2 separate regions of the Homo sapiens genome follow, and region 1 is linked to region 2. Evidence: chromatin contacts called from ENCODE Hi-C or POLR2A ChIA-PET data. All regions are on one chromosome and are shown on one strand. Each heading gives the region's core, a stretch centred on a gene start or an enhancer-like site at or near the end of the contact. The rest is flanking DNA. Distances are from core to core; before and after follow the strand shown. Region 1 overlaps ZNF423 (zinc finger protein 423). Region 2 overlaps ZNF423 (zinc finger protein 423).

The links. A loop is a pair of places that touch in the nucleus more often than their neighbours do. ChIA-PET counts read pairs that join two places held with the same protein, here RNA polymerase II (POLR2A). Pooled maps may share reads with other maps.
Region 1: a loop to region 2 is called in a map of psoas muscle, with 2.1 times the contacts of the local background. The contact joins two enhancer-like sites. A Hi-C loop is called at or near these places in 1 of 168 maps with a recorded cell type or tissue (psoas muscle), 1 of 37 single-sample maps with no recorded cell type and 2 of 50 pooled maps. POLR2A ChIA-PET finds 5 or more read pairs at or near these places in 2 of 52 experiments (H1 and activated T-cell).

Annotation. Positions count from the first base shown.
Region 1 is chr16:49,573,989-49,576,797 of GRCh38, forward strand. The region is part of intron 5 of ZNF423 (zinc finger protein 423); the gene reads right to left. Among named protein-coding and RNA genes, the nearest start is that of LINC02179, 110 kb to the left of the region's middle. Within about 2 kb of position 1,488, at least 9 of the 41 ENCODE cell types and tissues checked have a DNase peak (open chromatin) inside an H3K27ac peak, as active enhancers do.
Region 2 is chr16:49,541,268-49,543,967 of GRCh38, forward strand. The region is part of intron 5 of ZNF423 (zinc finger protein 423); the gene reads right to left. Among named protein-coding and RNA genes, the nearest start is that of LINC02179, 77 kb to the left of the region's middle. Within about 2 kb of position 1,289, at least 3 of the 41 ENCODE cell types and tissues checked have a DNase peak (open chromatin) inside an H3K27ac peak, as active enhancers do.

The DNA.
Region 1 (2,809 bases), core at 238-2,737, 33 kb after region 2:
TAAGGAATCACTGCACGGCTGAGCCCCATTTGCCAGGTGATCTTTAAGGAAAGTGGTTCTCAAACTTTAGTGAATCAGAATCAGCTGGAGAGTCTTTTAAAACAAAGATTACAGGCTGGGTGCAATGGTTCACACCTGTAATCCCAGCTCTTTGGGAGGCTGAGGCGGGAGGACTGCTTGAGGTCAGGAGTTCAAGACCAGCCTGGGCCACATAGTGGGACCCGCTGTCTACACAAAATTTTAAAAATTAGCCATGCATGGTGGTACATGCCTGTGGTCCCAGCTAATCAGGAAGCTGAGGCACGAGGATCACTTGAGCCAGGAGTTTGAGGCTGCAGTGAGCTATGATAGCACCACAGCACTCCAGTGACAGAGCAAGATCCTGTCTCTAAAAAGACAAAACACTGATTGCCAGTCCTCACCCAGAGTTTCTGATTCAGCAGTTGTATGTGGGGCTGGGAATTTGCATTTCTAGCAAGCTCTCAGGTGATGCTGCTGCTGATGCTGATGCTGCTGGTCCTTGGACTCTACTTGGAGAACCACTGATCTAGTGACCCCTGCTCTGAGAGTCTTGGTGAAACCTAGTAGGTATCCCCATGTGGGGGACAGCTTGCCATACCTAAGACTGGAAGCCTGCTGGAGCCACTGTTGCCTCCTGTCATTCAAAGGCATCCTTGAACCCAATGACAGGGGCACTCTCCGCCTACAGCCAGCTGCACTCCAGGTCGTGCATCCCACCTCGCCCTGCCCTGCTCCCTCCTGCTTTCCCTCTCTCCTGGAGCCTGGGAGAGCACCAGGCCTTCTGCTGCCTGTGTGCTGCCTGCCCCTGCTGCCCTCAGAACAGCTGTGGGCTTAATTATCAAAATAACATTTTAATAGTCTCATAACTGAACTCCCTTCAAAACATGCCAGCGGAGGAGGTGGGAAGGATTCTTTTTAGCACCTCTTCCCACCCGACTTGCTAATCGGAGGCATTTAAACTGCTAGAAGGCCCAGATGCCCGGCCCTGCCCATGGAGCCCCTCCTGCCACCACCAAGGATGCAGCTTCCACAGGCGGATCGAGGGGTCGGGCCCATACCAGACTGCCAGCCGGAACCAGGAGTCATTGCAGGAGCCACACTGCACCTTCGTAATGAGAAGAAAGTGGCTCATTCACGCGAACCCAGGCATCACTCAGGAAAGTGGATATGCTAAGAGAACTTAGGCAATTCATTTGCGATCACCAGGGGTTTCACTTGCTTTCAACACATTTTTTTTAGATTTAAAAAAAACTGCTATCACCAGCATTAACTCTGGCTCCCCGTCTCCCTGCCATTTCATGTAATAATTCCACGGGGAGTCCTGGCGGGTATTTAGCTCCTAATTTAAGCTCCACTAAACAAGCCCAACGCAAAACTAGCTTCTCAGATCAGCAGTTTCCCCTCCTACTTGCCGCAGCCCCTTCACTCTCTAGGTTCTTCAGGCCTCTAACATCACATCCGGCCAGCATTCACAACACCCGGGCTGTGAGCTAAGTGCAGAGCATGTGTTAGGAGTGGCTGCCCCAGTCCTCGTTCAGCAGCACAGGGAGATAGGCCCGACTGTGCCTAGGAGGAAATGAAACCAGGACAGGCCACATCCCCAAGCTGTATGGCTAGCAGTGGGTGGGGCTTCGACAGAGGCCAGGCTGGAGGGCACCGTGCTACCTCCGGCAGCATTTGCCCTGGGTGTCCCGACTTCCAAGCCAGCCCTTCTCAAACTTGACTGAGCATGCAAATCACCTGGAGCTCTTTTAAAAACACGGATTCTTGTTTGGCAGGACCAGGTGAGGCCTGGCCTTTGGTACTTCTCGCACACTCTGAGACACTGCAGATGGTGTAGGTCACTGGCCCACACTTGGAGGAGCCTGAAGGAGGCACGGGCTGCCCTCCAGGGTGGTTAGATCAGAGACTGAGTGCAGGCTGGGAGAAGCAAAGGCCAAACTCTGTCTTAGGGTGGGGTCCTTTTTCTCCCCTGGCTCTCTCCTGATCACCCCAGATAGTGCTCCTGACTCCTGGGAGAGACAGAGGGGCAGGGCTATTTCAAAGGTCAGTGTTCTCATCTTACCCTGTTCATCCCGTTTCTCAAACTCCATACCCAGACATGGAACCAGAAGTTTCCTTTGCTCTCTGGAGGAAATTGCCAGAACCAGACAAATCCCTTTGGCCCTCATCATATTTCCTGCTGCCCGCATTGACCACTTACTGTATACCAAGATAGACACTGGGAACACTGGGAACAGCAACCGTGGCTGTGGTCCCTGTGCTCAGGCAGCTGACTGGGGTGCCTGGCCAGCTGCTGTCCAAGGGAGCTCATGGTGCCAGGTGAACTCGTGGTGGGGGCAGGGGCAGAGGCAGGGGTGCAGGCAAGAGCAGTAGCTGGGCTGGGCACTGCCAGGTGCCCTGAACCTTGACAGAGTCAAGTCTATTGAGTGTTAGCCCCAATGCAACTACATTCACTACCAATAAAAACGGAGGCCACCATGCCACTCGTGGACACTACCTGGAGGCAGGCACTCTTTCACAGACTTGTAGACTCAGGCCACTGCAGTCCGTAGCTCAAGGCCAACCCTTAGCAAATTGGCCCCTACCCATCAGAAAACTGGTCCTGTTGGAAAACCCCCAGAGCCCAACTCTCTGCTGCCCACACAGTCTGCCCCAGTAGAGTTCAGAGCCCTGAATTCAAGTCCTACCTTTGACTTTCCAGTTGCTGTGACCTTGGGCAAATTAGTTTTCTTCTCTGAGCTGAATTTTTTCCATTGGCACTGGGTGTGATTCCCAGGGTCTAGCC
Region 2 (2,700 bases), core at 39-2,538:
AAACAACATTTAGTCTCTGTCCACAGCCCTGTGGACCAGAGACAAACGTCTTCTCTAAAAAGGCAGACTAACAATCACTCAGACTAACAATCTCCCACTTCACCCACAATTAAGTGGAAATACACAAAACCAGGTAGTAAACACAATGCTATTTTGGTTAAGAAAGAAAAGTGAGGGAAAGAAGGGAATGACTATATTTGTGTGTGCTTGTGTGCGCTGAGAAACTTGCTGGAAGGACACACATTAAGGTGTTAGAGGGTCATCTCTGGAAGGCAGGATATGTTTTTCTTATTTTTGCTTGGCTGGATTTTCTGGTTTTCCTGCAATGAACATGTATAGCCTTTGTAATTTATATGGTTTGGCTCTGTGTCCCCACCTAAATCTCACCTTGAATTTTAATAACACCCACCTGTCAAGGGCGGGACCAGGTGGAGATAATTGAATCATGGGGGCAGTTCCCCCCATGCTGTTCTCATGACAGTGATTTCTCACGAGATCTGATGGTTTTATAAGGGGCTTCCCCCTATGCTTGGCTCTCATTCTTCTCTTTCCTGCTGCCATGTGAAGAAGGACATGTTTGCTTCCCCTTCTATCATGACTGTAAGTTTCCTGAGGCCTCCCCAGCCCTGCGGAACTGCAAGTCAATTAAACCTCTTTCCTTATAAAGTATCCAGTGTCAGGCAGTTCTCTACAGCAGCATGAGAGCGAAGTAATACACTACAATAAAAGCTTTTTAAAAATTTTAATCCACTGACTAGTGATGGAGACAATGTTGGTAATGACTAGGCCTAGGTCTCTCTATCTATAACTGGAAATGGTTGGACCAGAGAGCTCCACAGCCCCTCTCAGCCCCTGCCTTGCAGATCTTCAGACCAGAGATTCCCAGTGGCAGTGACTCTTCACTCAACAGCTCTTGCTGGGCTGAGGCCTCAGCAGATCTGCTTTCTGGTCCCTGCTGGGTCTCTGCCTTCATGGGGGCAAATTGCTCCCTCTGGCCTTGACTCTATTCCATCACCTGTCAAGTGGAATGGACAGGCCAATTTTCAAGCCCGGGCTCTGCCACTGAGTGTCCCGGTGGCCTCATCAGTAAAATGGGGATATAATTGTGCTTGATGCATAGGATTGAGTGATCCTATGCATTTGTAGAGCTTGGAGTGAATGCACCTGCTGGGCTGGTCCCTATGGATGGCCCTGAAAAGATGTGAGTCATCATCCACTCTCGTACCTCACACAGTGTTCTGTCCCATGTGAGCTGGAATGTGCCTGCTGTGACACATGGCCAGAAGGCCAGAGGCCAGGAGGTGTGAGGAGCTGGGAGGCGAGTCAGGGACAGATGCCAGGGAGGCCTGGGACCCCCCATGAGGAGGCTGCCACGTGATGGCTCCCATAGCCAGTTCAGACACTCTCAACAACCACTTTGTCTGGCTGGGTGCAGGCTGGGCCCCAGCCCACCCTGGGGAGGAGGCAGCTCCACAGGCTCACCCGGCCAGATGCCGCCTGCCCAGATCTGCGTCCTCCATGAGATTGAAGATGACAGGCTCTGGGGGTGGGGAGGAGCCAGGTCAGCGGAAACTTGGCAACGAGAAAGGCAAGAGGAGCAGCTGAGCTCAGAGCACCCCGTGGCCCCCACCCTTCCAAGGGTGCAGCGAGAGGTTCTGTCTGCAACCCCTCAAGTCCCCTAGTGGAGTGGAAATGTTCTTCATCTGAGGCTGGGGTCTGTTACCCCTTCCCAGCCTACCAGCTTCCAAAGAGACAGCAGAAAGTGATCCAAAGATCCAATATTTGTATTTTGAATGCTAATTTGACATAGAGGAGTGGGCATGGGGAGTGTTTATAATCAGCACTCCAATAAGCCCACAAATGACGCCAGTATTTTATAAGCTTGTTAGAAACAAATCACCCCCTCAGCTGATATTTACTTACTGATGAATCATAAAAGGGCTCAACACACAAAGAAAATCCAAAAAGAATGTCTTTCTTCATCCCATGTTCGGCAACAATGCTGGGAGCCTGGCCTGGGTAAGCCCAAGCAGCGGGCCTTCTCCAGCACCAGTCCTCAGCCCCCCAATCCCCACAGCCTCCCCAGGGGTGGCAAATCATCGGTGCCAGCCCCATCTCCGTGCCCACTCCCCACCACAGCCCCCACCCATCGACTGGCCTAATCTGAGGCTCAATTCAGCGCTCCAGAGGCAGCTCCGTCCTTCTGCTGCCCCCGGAGTCCTCTGCGGGAGCGGATCCAATCCAGCTAATTTGCATAATGATGAAGCCCTCCAGTGCGGGCTGGGTCTTAAGAGGGTTGGGAAGAAATATGCCCTGTCCTTTGGAGAGGCACACAGAAGGCTCAGTGCAGCCCGGGAGGAATGGGGCGCCTGGCGGGTGGGCGGGGGCAGCGTGGAACCCATCAGCTTCCCCGCCAAGGACAGCTCAGCCCTGTCGCCCGCTGAGCCTATGTCCAGCTGGCCCAACTGAGGAAGGACTGCCCAGGGCTGTAAACCAGTGGGAACTCAGGCACAGAGCGCCAGCTCCAGACGCAAGCCGGAGTCATATGACCCCGGTCACAGCGACCGCCACTCACGGGCTGGCTGACCTTGGGCAAGTCGCTGACCTCTCTGAATCTCAGTCTGCTGATCTGTAAAAACAGAGGGAGATCTACCCTACAGGGCTCTGTGAGGACCAGCAGAGGTGCCTATAAAGCACTGA